Linked DNA regions of Homo sapiens: all the other regions are linked to region 3. A link is a loop called in an ENCODE intact Hi-C map of the cell type or tissue named here. Cell type or tissue: endothelial cell of umbilical vein. All regions are shown on one strand.

Region 1 (5,000 bases), 100 kb after region 3:
ACAGAAGTTGTTATTTTCCTGATGACCTGAAATGTGAAAAGAAAAAAAATTGGAGCTCCAGTGGTGCAATTGGTTAGCACACGGTACTTATACAGAAAAAAATTAATCATCACACTATAATTCTATAGAAAAATGGGTCTTTGGAAACAAAACCTTACAAATGCTCAACAGAGAACACTCTAGTAGTATTTAGTTCTTCATCACTGTAGCATTTTTGTGTCAACTCCTAACATACTCAGTAAGAGCTTCTATGATAGGCAGTATAATCATGGTTAAGAGATTAGGCTCTGGAGCCAGACTCCTTGGCTTAGTCATTAATTGAACCTGGGCAAGTTGGTAAACCATTCTGACTCAGTTTCCCTATATGTAAGAACAGATAATAATAATCTCTATAAATTGTTGGGTTGTTTTGAAGATGGATAAACTAATGAATGCATATAACAGTGCTTAATACAGATGCTCCTTAACTTACAGATGGGACTACATCCTGATAAACCCATAGTAAGTTGAAAAATACCTTAAGTTGAAAATGCATTTAATACTCTGATAAACCCACCATAAAGTCCAAAAGTGGTAAGTTGAACCATTTCAACTCAGGGACCATCTGTACACAGTAAGCAATAAATATTAGCTATTATAGATATCATTACCATTTTTTTCCTTATGAACTAATCTCCAGGAACAGTGTTTACCCCATAACAAGGTACTCAAAATAATGTTTTTTGCCCAACATTTATATCAGTGTCCAATGACAGAGTACAGAGCAGAACATAGTTCTTCTATCATTTATTCCAGAACTCTTTGCACTTTACCTGACTATGGATAAAATATCACAGAATTGGGCTTCTAATGGTCTGAGGATAACAATTATAACCAATAGTTCTAATCCTGGCTGTATATTAGAATCCTCTGGGGACCTCAGTTAAAAACCAACCAACCCACCCACCTACCCTCATGCCTGGATCTGAATCCTAGAGATTAATTAATTACATACTTTTAAAAAGCTACCAGGTGTGGTGGCTCAAGCCTATAATCCCAGCACTTTGGGAGGTCCAGAGGGAAGAATAACTTGAAGTCATTATGTGAACCTCAAAACAATTAGCCAGGCATGGTGGCATGTACTTGTAGTCCTAGCTACTTGGGAGGTTGAGGCAGGAGAATTGCTTGAGCCCAGGAGTTAAACAAGGTTACAGAGAGCTATGATCACATCACTGCACTCCAGCCTGAGTGACATAGCAAGACCCTGTCTCTTAAAAAAGAAAAAAGAAAAAAGGACAAGAGAATCAAATCAGCAGCCAGGATGGGGAACCACTGACCCATTTTACCCAGAAGCAAGCATAGCCCTATTCTGAAAAAATTCTTAAGCACGACTCAGTAAGAATGTGAACAAAGAAGGAAGCAGTCTGGTTTTCAAACCATGGCTGCATCAAGTAGCAAAGAGAAGCACCTGAGGGAGACCTGCAGCCCCAAGTACATTGGTACAGCTGAACTGGTCATCAACAGTATCTCTTCTAATTGATCAGTGCTGCGATTGTGGCAATTGTTAAATATTTTGAATATCACCCTGTGAAATTTCATGTCAATGCAAAAGAGCACAAAGAAGATGGTACTTCAGTACTGGATGGAAAATTTAAGTCTAAAAACAATGTAATTCACTTTATAAATGAAGAAAAAGACCTAAAGAAGAAATGTAACTTGCCAAAAGTGACAAGCCTAATTAGTGGCAAAGTCTAGACTAGTTATTAGAATGAGTCTAGTAATGTCTCCACATGATGAAGTTTTTTTAAAACCGTGAGTTGTGATCCACTTAGAAAACTGCAACCTACACTTTATTTTTTAAATGAAACAGAATAGAATAGATTGGAAAACGTATTGTTCAATAAAACTGCTGCTGTATACATACATGTGCATTCGGTTACATATAAAACATACTTTTTATTGTTACTTGGGTTAAAAGAAAAATTCAAAAACACTGCACCCCATCACTCTCTGCAACAGATGGGATTGACAACAGAGTCTTCAGGCCAAAAGAACTTATTTCCCAGTGGTGCTCCAATGACCCCTTTCCAGATTAAATTGTTATAATGTTTCTGGGCTATTACACTAAAAAAAGATAATGAAAAGGGGAAAAATCTTAATCTGAGCCCAGTTAAAAAGTCTTATAACAGGAACAACTCTCAGTTTTATTCATTATAAATGACAAGATTCTGGCTGTCTTTGCATGTTTCATATTTTGATTTTGTTTTCCATTTTAACAAGATATGTTAGTTCATACAAATTACCTGGTGTTCTGCTCCCTGGAACTTTCATGTATAGTTGAACTGTGTTCATGCCCAATATGGTATGACCAACATGGCTTAGAAGATTTCCTGCTGATACGACACGCACAAAAGCAGGAAGTTTAGTCAGCTCATGTAGCTGCAACTTCCACCTGCAATAAAATAACACATCAAAAGTGAAACTCTGCTACAAATACCTGTGGAAGTTTACCATTTCTTCAAAACCCTTGTGTTCCAATCAGAAAAAACAATTAAGTCTATAAATATTTTACTTTTCCATAAGAAAATGCTTAAATTTTTAATTTTTTCCAAAGAAAACTTCCCAACAAAAAATAGGCATAAAAATTATTCACCAATAAAAGAAAAAAACTATTTTAATAGTTGTACAATTATATTTTATAAATACATTTTCACGTAACTATTTCATATAATTAAAAATATAATTTGTGATTATGTAATTAGCATATAGTCAGAGTCTTGATGAAAAACTGCAGAAAAGTTTTAAGTAAAAAAAAAAATTTGGCAGGGTGCAGTGGCTCACAACTGTAACCCCAACACTTTGGAAGGCTGAGGTGGGAGGATCCCTTGAGCCCAGGAGTTCAAGACAAGCCTGGGCAACACAGTGAGACCCCATCTCTATTTTTAAAAAAAAATTTTAAAATTTTAATTGTAAAATGTAGCAAAAAAAGTTTAGCTTAAATTCATGTCAACTTAAAAAAAATGACAATAAATGAAACAGAAGAGGAAATTGTAGAGAATTCCCAATCTAGCACAGGATAACTCTTTGCATCAGTTCACAGAAATATTACTACAAGGACTTACTTTTTGTCATCAGATAGGTCAATATTGGTCCCAAACTTTATGGTTTTAAAGGGTCCTTTCCTCCTCCTCCCAGAACTTAAAAAAGAGACACAGTATTAGAAACATGCCTTTTAAAAAGAAATACTAAGTGGACATTAAAAATGACTTACTTATCTGACGATGTAGATTCACTATCTGAGTGGTCTTTATGATGACTTCTTTTTTCATTTTCTTCCTATAGATTAAGCAAAAAGCAGTCTAGTTTAGTGTTCTACAACTGGCAATCCTTTCCACCATACAACTGAAAAAAAGTTCATATCTAGATTGAATAGTATTATTTGTGTTTTGAAACTAAGTTTCATGTTTTTAATTTTTTGAGACAAGGTTTGACTCCTGTTGACCAGGCTGGAGTGCAGTGGTGCGACCCCGGCTCACTGCAACCTCTGCCTCCTGGGCTCAAACGATTCTCCTGCCTCAGCCTCCTCAGTAGCTGGGACTATTAGGTGCGCATGACCACGCCCAGCTAATTTTTGTATTTTTGGTAGAGATGGGGTTTTGCCATGTTGCCCAGGCTAGTCTCCTGTGCTCAAGCTGTCTACCGGCCTCAGCCTCCCAAAGTGCTGGGATTACAGGCGTGAATCACCATGCCTGGCCTTGAAACTAAGTTTCTATAGGCCTCTTACACATGAAAATTTCTTCAAACACCACATTAAATAAATAAATACCCAAGAAAGCCAGGCACAGTGGCTCATGCCTGTAATCCCAGCACTTTGGGAGGCCGAGGCAGAGGGATCACGAGGTCAGGAGATCAAGACCATCCTGGCTGACACAGTGAAACCGTGTCTCTACTAAAAATACAAAAAAATTAGCCGGGCATGGGGGCAGGCGCCTGTGGTCCCAGCTTCTTGGGAGGCTGAGGCAGGAGAATGGCGTGAACCCGGGAGGTGGAGGTTGCAGTGAGCTGAGATCACGCCACTGCACTCCAGCCTGGGCGACAGAGTGAGACTCGTCTAAAAAAAATAAAAAATAAAAAATAAATAAATACCCAAGAAAAGTTGAATCTCACCGGCATGGTATCCAACTTCCTCCACTAGCCACAAAGTTATAATACAGATTCTCATACCTGCCCCATTTTCAAGAGGAGAGAAAACTTGAGGAAAGCTGAAAGGCCTAGGGCATCCCAATCTTGATTATAAATGATATAAGCTAGCAGAGGTGTATGTATGTGTACATAGCTATATATGTGTAATAGTGGAAGATAAGATACTTTTTATTCTTGATTATGAACAAAGGAAAAGTTCTTCCAGGGGATATTTATTCCACAATGAATTACACACAAATGACAAAATGTTTAGAACATTGCTGGATACATATAGGTATTTTTCAATGCAAATATTACTTTTATTTACAACTCTTGAGTCACAGACATGATATCTGTTAACACTGTTTTATGATTTCTGAGTTAGCAATACTTCTGACCTTTGGCTTCCATTCCTTTAAATGTATAGTGTCTGAACATTTGTCAAACTTTTCACATGTAATGGTCCATGTCTTAAAGCATACTAAAAGACCCCATGCTGGCAGGGCACGGTAGCTCATGCCTATAATCTCAGCACTTTGGGAAGCCGAGATGGGCAGATCACCTGAGGTTGGGAGTTCGAGACCACCCTGACCAACATGGAGAAACCCCGTCTCTACTACAAATACAAAATTAGCTGGGTGTGGTGGCACATGCCTGTAATCCCGGCTACTCGGGAGGCTGAGGCAGGAGAACTGCTTGAACCTGGGAGGCGGAGGTTGCAGTGAGCCGAGATCATGCCGTTGCACTCCAGCCTGGGCAACAAGAGCGAAACTCCGTCTCAAAAAAACAACAACAAAACCCCAAGCTTTCTTTGGCTATGGAACCCTCCCCATTTAAAT
Region 2 (5,000 bases), 1.2 Mb after region 3:
AAATACTCAAACTGGCACAAACAGTAAACATCCATTAACTTAGTTACCATATTTAAGCTGAGCTTTTAAAAGAGAAAGCCTTATTTTTTAATGAAATTTTAAATAAAGTATACATTCACAAGCTCAAAAATCTAAAAATACGAAAAGATATATAGTGAAAAGTCTTTCTCTCATGCCTGTCCCTCAACTACCACAGGTAACTAATTTTGTTAGTTTCTTGGGTATCCTTTCAGAGCTTTGCTATACAAATATGTGTTTTTATCTCTCTCCATTTTAACTCAAATCAATACATAGAGTTTCTGCATCCTTCCATATATAGTTGGTTAGTATATTGTTGTGTGAACATTTTAGAATATAATTAACCAGTCCCCTATTAATGGATATTTCATGCTGTTTCCAATTTTATGCTATTTCAGCCATGTGCTCATGTGATTTCACATGTAGGATAATTCACAGAAGTGGAATTGCTGGGTCTAAATTATATACATTTGCATTTTTAAAAGGTATTGCCAGATTGGCCTCTACAGAGTTTGGACCAATTTATACTGAACTTTCTCCAAAATGGACTTGTTTTCCCACAGCCTTGCCAATAGGGTGCATGATCAGACTTCGGAATCTTTGTAAATCTGATTGGTTGAACAATGTATTTCAAAGTACTTTAATTTTCATTCTCTTAAATGAGACTTTTATTCTCTTAAATTCTCTTCTATCTTTAAGGGCCCTTTATATTTCCTTTTTCTGTGGAGAAAGTGGAAATGCCAATAAATACAACGATGCATACACATGTATAGGGTTTTGTTATTGATGTAGCTTGTTTTTGCCATCATGCTGTACATGATGTTCTTTAATTTGCTTTGCTCATTTAACCATACCTCCTGGCCATGGCTCTGAAGAGAAGTTGCTGGCAGTGCAGAAGAAGGGCCAGGACTGGAATGTCTGCTTCTCTCTTCATCCTTTTGCCATTGACTCCTGGGGGAAATATCTGTAGACCGAAGCAGTGAAATCTAATCAATTCTCTTTCTGACACTAATTAAGGCTTCAAAGAGACAGATAACCACTTGGGATAATTTAGTCACAGTGAAACTTGGGAAATGGTCAGTAATATTTCATCCTCTGAAAGTGGACCCCAAGAAAGTTCTGGCTCTTTGAGTTGTTGTCTTGGTAATTTTCAGGGTAACGTGTATAGGAAAACCCAGATTATGCAGATGAAAAGAAAACAAACATGCTCTTCTGCATCCTTTGCAGATTTGAAACTTTGGGCACAGGTTTGATTTATTTCAATGAGATGTTGCTATTAGCATGAACATAAAGTGGTGCAAAGTTGTGCTGGAATATGGTCTCGTCAACTTTGGGCTCACTGTCTGCATATGGAGATGATAGTAACTGAATCCATAGTTATCAAGTGGTGGCATTTTAGAACACAAAGGGACAGCAGATGCCATCTCTGTCAACTCCTTCCCTCTACAGATGAGGAAACTTGGGCTAGAGGAGGTTGAATGACTTGTGTAAGGCTTCCCCAGCTAATTAATGGCAGTGCCAGGACTCAAGTCCAGGTGGGTTCCCTCATTACTGGTCCTTGCCCTTCCTGCAATTTATAGGACTTCCCTGAGGCACATGTGCTGAGGCTTTGCTATTGCCAGGGATTCTGTGCTCTGAAACAGCCCTATCTCACACACCCCTTTCCACTTAGGATCCCCTACCTCACACTTCCAAGACAGCTAATTGAGGCTAAATGGGTCTGATGCCATTCTATTAGTGCAAAATAAATTGGCTTATGCCAACTTGAACTCCTAATCTTGATTTTATCAACACTTTGCCCTGTTTATTCAGACTGTTCATGAGTAGGAAGTTAAGGAAAATGTTGCCTATGAACAAAATGATCAAACTTTTATCTGAAATACCTTTGAAAGTTTTCCCGAAGCTTTAATTATCATGTTCCTTTTGTTTTGGATGTAATAGCAGGCCCTCCCAATTTTCCTAAATGTTTGAAAATATTTTTGATACTTTCTGTCTTCTGTTGTGGTTAAAAAAAAGAAGGCACCAGTGTTGGCTATGCCTGGGGAGTTAGTGAGGTAATCTGGAGAGATCTCTGGACCCCAGTCCTTTGTCCAAGAGGTATGGTCAAAAGAACAAAGCAAATTTCAGAAAAACCGGTATAATATGATCCTATTTTAATGGTAAGTCTGTTCCAACAACTGCTTTCTTTTTCGAATTACACCATGTGCCCAGGCTACAAAGGCTCTGCAGAAATGTGACTCTGTTGGCAAATACGCGTGTGATACCTTAACCATGCTGGAGGCCAGTTAGCATAATGTGTATTTCAGATGCAGTTTGTCATCAGTGCTGGGTGCTATGGGGCTTAAAACAAAAACAGGATGAGCCTAGAGCACAGAAGTGGAAAATTAGGTGGGTGGGTGAGTATGGACTTGGAAATGGAAAATGTGCTTCCCTGTGGGACATGGCTTGTGTTCATTAGTGCTGACCTGCCTCCTCTCTAGCCCTGTAAGCTGACGCTGACACCAAAGCTTGCTGAGAAACTGAATAGACCCTCCCGCCCCGACCAACCAAGGACAAAGATGAGACCACCCAATTCGGTTACGTTGTTGCCAGAACAACATGTTTAATCTTTAACATGGGTTCAAACTATTCTTGGCCCTAGGAACATGGACTTCAGCAATTAAAGTCAACATGTGCTTCCATTAAACCATTGTGTCCACCTCCAAATGGTTATAAATATGTAGCATAAGCTATGGGAGTTGGGGTGGAATGGATGACAGCCTTTGCTAATGACGCTCTAGAAACCAATATTCTCCTCTCAAAATAACATGGAAAAATTCTACTTAATACCTCCTGGGTTCCATTAGTGGTTCTGGGTAAATAATTCTGGGGAAAGTAATTTCTGTTTTCATTCCAGCTGTGCAGCAGATACTGTGATGATGGATTGCAAGTGCAAAGAGTAAGACAAAACTCCAGCACATAAAGGACAATGACAACCAGAAAGCTTCAGCCCGATCCTGCCCTTTCCTTGAACGGGACTGGATCCTAGGAGGTGAAGCCATTTCCAATTTTTTGTCCTCTGCCTCCCTCTGCTGTTCTTCTAGAGAAGTTTTTCCTTACAACAATGAGAAAACATGTACTAGCTGCATCCTTTTCTATGCTCTCCCTGCTGGTGATAATGGGAGATACAGACAGTAAAACGGACAGCTCATTCATAATGGACTCGGACCCTCGACGCTGCATGAGGCACCACTATGTGGATTCTATCAGTCACCCATTGTACAAGTGTAGCTCAAAGGTAAGACCAAGGTCTCTGTGAGGAGAGCATTTCCCTCAGAAACAGGCAAGAAGCCATATTTCTTTGTCAGGGGATGGAGAACTAAGATCATAGCCCAAACTTAAGTGATGTGGCTGGCCCACAGGGCTTGTGGGAGAATGAGGCTTTTAGAATTTCCCCCCGTGCTTTGCACTGTTATCAGTAAAAGTGCCTAATCAATCATGTGCACACCCATCCAGTGGGACAGGTGTCCTTTGTCCCTGGCTGTGATGTTTATGAGTGGTAGTGTGCTTTTCCAAAAAAGAAAAATGGAGTTTACAAGTCATCATAACTCTCTAGCTCCATCATCAATAAAGAGGAAGAGAATGCAAAGAATGCGATTGAGCAGTGGAACATACTTCTTGGAGGGCTCTTTAAAGAGATTCTTGGTGAAATAACTGGCTTTGTGGTCTGAGCCTTTCTTCAGGTGCTACATTTCTGTTCAAATGATTTCAAAAGATAAGATGGCAATATGATCATTTATCATTTTTACATTGCTTATCCAAATCGTTCTCATTTGGAAAAGGATGCATGTTTCTTGCAGAGGCAGTCCGTGCCTCAGTGGTGTGCAAGGGAATATCATGCTTAAAAGGCCACCAAGAGTGGCCAGCTACATGGACCACCCAGAAGGGAGGCACATTGTAGGGTGGAACATACGAGATCTCACGACTGTCACTGCCCCTAAACAGGCACAATGAATGAAATTTGTCCACACTTGGTAAATAATAATTTGTTTAGCCCAACCTCAGAGATTTTTACATTTAGTTTTGAGATGAAAATCACTTAAACATTCTCGTATGGCAAGTAATTTTTGAAATTACCAGTATAATTAAGAATTTTTTATAGTATCAATCACCAGAATTAAGACCATATAAGCCAATCCCTCCACTCTCCATTCAAAAACATTATGACTTTTGTATGCCTTGAAAATTTCCATTAATTTCTCTGATTATAGCTCAGTGATGATGATTCATTTTAGTTTAGGAGGATCAGAATTCGAGTTAAATCATTTTAACCATTATATTAATAAGATCTATGACTGTGGGAAAAAATAGAGATTTTCCACTTAATAAAAACTTTCTGGCTCTTATTTGTGCTTGTAGAACCAAAAAAAAATGGAGTAAATAGATGAACATAAATTTTTGCAGGGCCACAATTCCTTCTTAGGAAAGGGAAACTAAAACAAATTGAGAAAAAACATGAGAAGTGCTTTTACAAGTGTGATTGCTCAGAAATTGTGGGCCCATGTAAGGTTGACTGCAGCAATTATTAGTTTCTCCTTCCCTCCCCCTTCAGAAACAGACAGCATGAATATTTAGTGATTTTATTCCATGGATAATTTCTTTCCGTATTGAGTTGTCCTCCATAATCGTGATTCTTTTTTAAAAAAAGGAATTAAAATTATTTCAAAGAAAGTGTCACTATGATGATAGAAAGGAACAAAGAAATAGGAGCATCTATAAAAACTAGAAAACAATCTGGAAAGACTGGACAAAATGATGGAGGAGTACTTTGGCAACAATCACATTAATCTAGCGAAGGTCAAAGAAGAGACATCATGAACTCAAACCGAAGAAATTCACATGTGAATTCTGAGCATGAGTCTTAGAAACAGACTTTAGTGTACTGTTATTCACCTTTGTTTCTTCCAGAAAGCCATGGCAAATAACAGCGCAAAATTGTGATA
Region 3 (5,000 bases):
AAGAATATGCTTTAGAAGTCCATCACTATAGAAATGCACAGCAGTATTCTCATAATAAGTGAATCCCTTTCTTTAATTTGTTATGCTAAAATTTTCTCTAGCAATTTTGTCATCTTGCATTACATGCAGCTAAACAAGCTTTTCTTCTTTCTGCCAAAACAGCATCTATTAACAACATGCTGGTAAGACACAGCCAAAACCAGAAAAATTTTTACTTTACTTTGGCCCTCCCCTAACCCACCTTTTCATCTCCACCATAGATTTTTCCCTTCCTTATAAAAAAGGAAATATTAGCAGCCATTTTGTAAATTCTGCACCAACCCATTCTCCTAGCCATTAAGCTCAAGGTCATTACTATCTTATTTTGGCACCATCTTCTCTATCTCTCCTCACCTCCTTTCCAGAGACCCTTTGCCCTTAGGATTCCACAGCGGGCCCAGGGTGTTCTGCCACACTCTTTCTCACTTTCATGCCTCATCCAGGCTGCACCCAAGCACCTGCTTTGTTTGTTTGTTTGTTTGTTGAGACAGAGTTTCACTCTTGTCACCCCGGCTGGAGTGCAGTGGCGCCATCTCGGCTCAGTGCAACCTCTGCCTCCCAGGTTCAAGTGACTCTTCTGTCTCAGCCTCCTGAGTAGCTGGGATTACAGGTGCCGCCACCACACCCGGGTAATTTTTGTATTTTTAGTAGAGACAGAGTTTCACCATATTGGCCAGGCTGGTCTCAAACTCCTGACCTCAGGTGATCCGCCCACCTCGGCCTCCCAAAGTGCTGGGATTACAGGCATGAGCCACCATGCCCAGCCACACCTGCTCTTTTCTTTGTAGCAAAACTCACCTATCAGTTTCAAATGGATCTGTCTTCACCAAAGGTGGCCAAAAAATACCCTCGCCTATTCACCCAAGAGAATTGAAAACAAGTGTTCAAACAAAAACTTCTATGTGGGATGGACATAGTGGCTCACGCCCATAATCCAAGCACTTTGGGAGGCTGAGGCAGGAGGATTGCTTGAGGCCAGGGGTTCAAGATGAGCCTGGGGACCATGGTGAGACAAAATCTATTTTTTTAAAAAAACTTGTATATGAATGCTCATAGCAGCACTATTCATAATAGCCAAAAGGTAGAAACAACCCAAATGTTGTTCGTCAACCAATGAATGGATAAACAAAATATATTCTATCCATACAGTGGAATATTATTCAGCCATAAAAAGGAATTAAGTGCTGATACATACTACAACATAGGTAAACCTTGAAAACATTGTGCTCAGTGAAAAAAAAAGCCAAACACAAAAAGACACATATGATTCAATTTATAGGCAATGTCCAGAATAGGCAAATCCATAGAGACAGAGAGGAAATCAGTGGTTGCCAAGGGCTGAGGGGAGGGGAGAATTGGGAGTGACTGTTTAATGGGTACAGGATTTCTTTCTGGAGTGATGAAATGATTCTGGAATTAGATAGTGGTGATGGTTGCACAGTCTTCTGAATGTATGAAAAGCCACTGAATTGTATAATTTAAAATGGTTTAAATGGTTAATTTTATGTTATATGAATTTTACTTCAATTTTAAAAAGAATAAGCCATAGAAACAACTTCCCCTATTCTGTGACCCATTCACTTAGAGCCTTGTGATGGGCAGCTAATGTCATAATTTAATTTGTGCCGGGAAGTTAACAGCTAATGGCATTTCACTGTTAGCCCTCTAAGAAGCCATTTGCATGTAAAGCCAATATTGCGATGCTTTCACTAGTTCATGCATGACTATCTCAGCTCTTCCTAATATATTCTTGCATTCTTCCCCTACTAAACCCAGATGTGGCCCCAGAATTCTTCTCAATAGTGTTCTAAGTTAGCAGCCTCTGTCTTTGATCTCAGCTGGAATAAGAGATGAAACCTCTGAGTGATCATTCATCCCAGATTTGGCCAAACAGCTCCACCCCGTTTTTCTGATAACCCATCAGACATGAGTCCTAATTTCTTGTTTGGAAATCATGATCTTTCTGTATTTATATGGGAGTTTCAAGAGCCAACTGGGGAGCTATTATAGGATGCGTGGTTGGGAGATTTGCCTCATTCTTCAACTCACACCAAATGGCCCAGTGTCGGCTCAGCCTACCTGTCAGGCCAGTATCCTGGGATTCTCTCTGTGTGTGACTGAAGTGGCTTTTCTCTGATTTCCTCAAGAGCCGTTTTCCAACTGGGATCTAAGCCAGAGCCTTCAATTGTGCATATCTGCTTGTGTGTGTTGCTGTGTGTTTAGGGGAAGAAAAAGATGCCACAAGGAGCTCACGGGCTCTTTTCAGAGAACTGACAAGGCAGAGATGAGAGGAGAAAAAAAATCAAAGAAATAAAAGTAAACGAAAGGGAGGAGGGATCTGGCCGGTTCAGGGGCCTCAGAACTTTGACTGTCAGCCCTGCTTATGAATAAATAAAGTCAAGTTGGATGAAAAGCCCCAGCAGTCATCATCAGAGGCTGAGCCAGGGAGTCCCGGGCTCCCCTCCTGCAGGGCCAAATGCAGCTTTGTATTTAAGGACACTGCATCTTGAGCCACAGTGCAGTACAGCTACGGCAGGGCTGCTAAGGAAGACGACAGGACCAAGAATTAGGAAGAAAGTGAAACGATGCAGTGTGTGTGTGTGTGTGTGTGTGTGTGTGTGTGTGTGTGCGCGCGCGCGCCCTCGAGCATGTGTAGCACTTATGCTAATAACATCGTGACTTTTCTCCTCTAAAAGCTGCATTGTTCTGATGGGAATATCCCACAGCCTAAATTACTAGCCCACAAACAGAAACACAGCCAAGAACACTGCTCAGAGTTTATGATAAGGTGCTTGTTCACAAAACCACAAAGAAGGCTTCCTCTGCTTTTATGCCAAGGGCAAAGAGGCAACCACCCTAGGCAGCTGGAGGCTAATCAGGGGAAAACACATATCCTCCACTGTGTCCCGCTCCCATCCCCTCAACTACGATCCGATCTGACATTGTTCTAAGCAGTGTGTTCCTCCAAACGGGAATACACTAGATGGCCGCAGAGCCTTTCCCCCCACTAGATGGCAGTACAGAGTGTTCAGTCAGCTTTGTTTAAACGAGGATGATTGGCTATTTTACTTCCTATGTTTCCATTATTTTTTAAAATGCATAGAATAAGGGAAATCAGCAAATTAACCAAAATGCATGTTCATTATATAATCTAAATGTGGGTTCCGATGAACTAGTAAACAAGTGAAATTCACTTTTGTTTAAATGTAACTCAAAAATATGTAAGGGATGGTTATAGGACCTGTGCTAGGCGCTAGGAGGGCATAAGGGTATCAAGACAAGGTCTTTGCACTCTGGGAGATGACACCCCAGTGAGGGAGATAGACCATATTCGATTCGTTCTGATACAAGACACCCTGTGATAAAGTGTTTTAATGAAAATGAAAATTTTATGTTGGATTCACAGCTGGTTTTCAGACTGTAAATATTTTAATGCCTCACAGGCTACTAGGTCAAGGATGCTTCAAAAAATTTCCATTTGCTTGTTTGTTTGTTTGTTTTAACAAAGAACATGACTATATTGGTGCTGAAAAAGAAAAAATAGGCTGACTGGTGGCTGTATTATTTTCACACACATCTAACATTGGAGTCAAAGATGAAATGACTATTAGTGGAAAAGGAAATTTAAGCAGCTAAGAATGCCTCCACAGTATCACACAAGGCAATATTCCCTGGATATCAGCGCACATCCTCTGGCTGAATGGTCTTGGAGGAACAGAGCCCCTTCAGAGGTACATCAACACTGAAATCATGAGACCCCGTTCCTGTGACCCTTGGGAGGTATTCAGAGTGCTGTGTTTGTTGCCCGTGGGAGTTTGGGGAACCAACTGGACAGACATTATGGAATAGATAAGTCCCCTCTCAGCCCATTTTCTCCTTCCAGTCATGGAATTGGAAATGTTCAGAGTTGAAACAACTAAGATTTTGAATCATCTAATTTATTTAAGATTACAACCATGAAAACTTTGCTATCTCAACATTTGTGGCAAAGAGGTTACTTGGAATGGGTCAGAGACTAACCTGCTCATTTCCAAATTCCATTGTGTCACAGTCTCATAGAAAAGGGACTAATAATCACCCACTGTGCCCACTCAAATTACCCCTAAATTATTCTTGATGGAGCTCACGAATGAAAATGAGACAGTCGGCCGGGCGCGGTGGCTCACGCCTGTAATCCCAGCACTTTGGGAGGCCGAGGCGGGCGGATCACGAGGTCAGGAGATCGAGACCATCCTGGCTAACATGGTGAAACTCTGTCTCTACTAAAAATACAAAAAATTAGCCAGGCGTGGTGGCAGGCACCTGTAGTCTCAGCTACTCGGGAGGCTGAGGCAGGAGAATGGTGTGAACCCAGGAGGCGGAGGTTGCAGTGAGCCGAGACTGCGCCACTGCACTCCAGCCTGGGCAACAGAGCGAGACTCCATCTCAAAAAAAAAAAAAAAAAGAAAAGAAAAGAAAGAAAATGAGACAGTGAAAGGCTTCCCCAGTCCTGACACAGACAAGTTGAGAAAGAAAAAGGAGGCAAGAGAAGACTAGGGGAAAGATAGACATGAGACAAGTCACCAGTGGCTCCTTCCAGATGATGCTCAAATACAGAATACAGGCCGCCCCCAGCCAAAACGTAACCGAAGCCTGAATAATCATCAGAACAAACAATACAAAGCAAGCTTTGCTTTTACAGGGCTTTAAGCTTTCCCTAAACTTAGATGTTACCAATCAAGCCCCTTTTTTAAAAAATCAAGGCATCCTTTGTTCTATACAATTCTTCCTTTGATATCTCATTACCTCTATCCTGATGTACTCAGAAAAAAATGCTTTTGCCGTTAAGTGTGACTTGGCCCAGAGGCCTCTGGATTGGCTGTCCCTCTATGCATGTCCACATGCTATGAAGGAATCAAAGGTTAAACTATATAATATATAGTATTTATCTATAAAGAAAGTCACTTGGAAGACATCAGTTA

The links. A loop is a pair of places that touch in the nucleus more often than their neighbours do. Peaks named below come from ENCODE experiments on the same cell type or tissue, not always from the same donor. Only the 100,000 strongest peaks of a DNase experiment are listed, where the experiment ranks them.
Region 1: it touches region 3 in a loop (2.4-fold over the local background); 11 of 110 quality-filtered maps call a loop at or near these places.
Region 2: a loop joins it to region 3, with 14 times the contacts of the local background. A loop is called at or near these places in 25 of 110 quality-filtered maps.

Annotation. Positions count from the first base shown.
Region 1 is chrX:45,080,891-45,085,890 of GRCh38, reverse strand. KDM6A (lysine demethylase 6A) reads right to left here. Exons shown (of 30, transcript NM_001291415.2): 22 at 3,251-3,315; 23 at 3,102-3,176; 24 at 2,283-2,431; 25 at 1-26. Among named protein-coding and RNA genes, the nearest start is that of DIPK2B, 120 kb to the left of the region's middle. In endothelial cell of umbilical vein, no CTCF peak of the experiment used is centred here; a DNase peak (open chromatin) is centred at 2,380; H3K27ac peaks cover 960 bases.
Region 2 is chrX:43,956,767-43,961,766 of GRCh38, reverse strand. It overlaps NDP (norrin cystine knot growth factor NDP), which reads left to right. Exons shown (of 3, transcript NM_000266.4): 2 at 2,915-3,295. The coding sequence starts at 3,122. NDP-AS1 (NDP antisense RNA 1) reads right to left here. Exons shown (of 6, transcript NR_046631.1): 4 at 873-982. Among named protein-coding and RNA genes, the nearest start is that of NDP-AS1, 9.5 kb to the right of the region's middle. In endothelial cell of umbilical vein, a CTCF peak has its summit at 3,105 (motif pointing left); a DNase peak (open chromatin) is centred at 3,076.
Region 3 is chrX:45,185,137-45,190,136 of GRCh38, reverse strand. All of the region lies in intron 2 of DIPK2B (divergent protein kinase domain 2B), which reads left to right. Among named protein-coding and RNA genes, the nearest start is that of DIPK2B, 13 kb to the left of the region's middle. In endothelial cell of umbilical vein, a CTCF peak has its summit at 3,012 (motif pointing right); DNase peaks (open chromatin) are centred at 2,226 and 2,906; H3K4me3 peaks cover 337 bases; H3K27ac peaks cover 1,258 bases.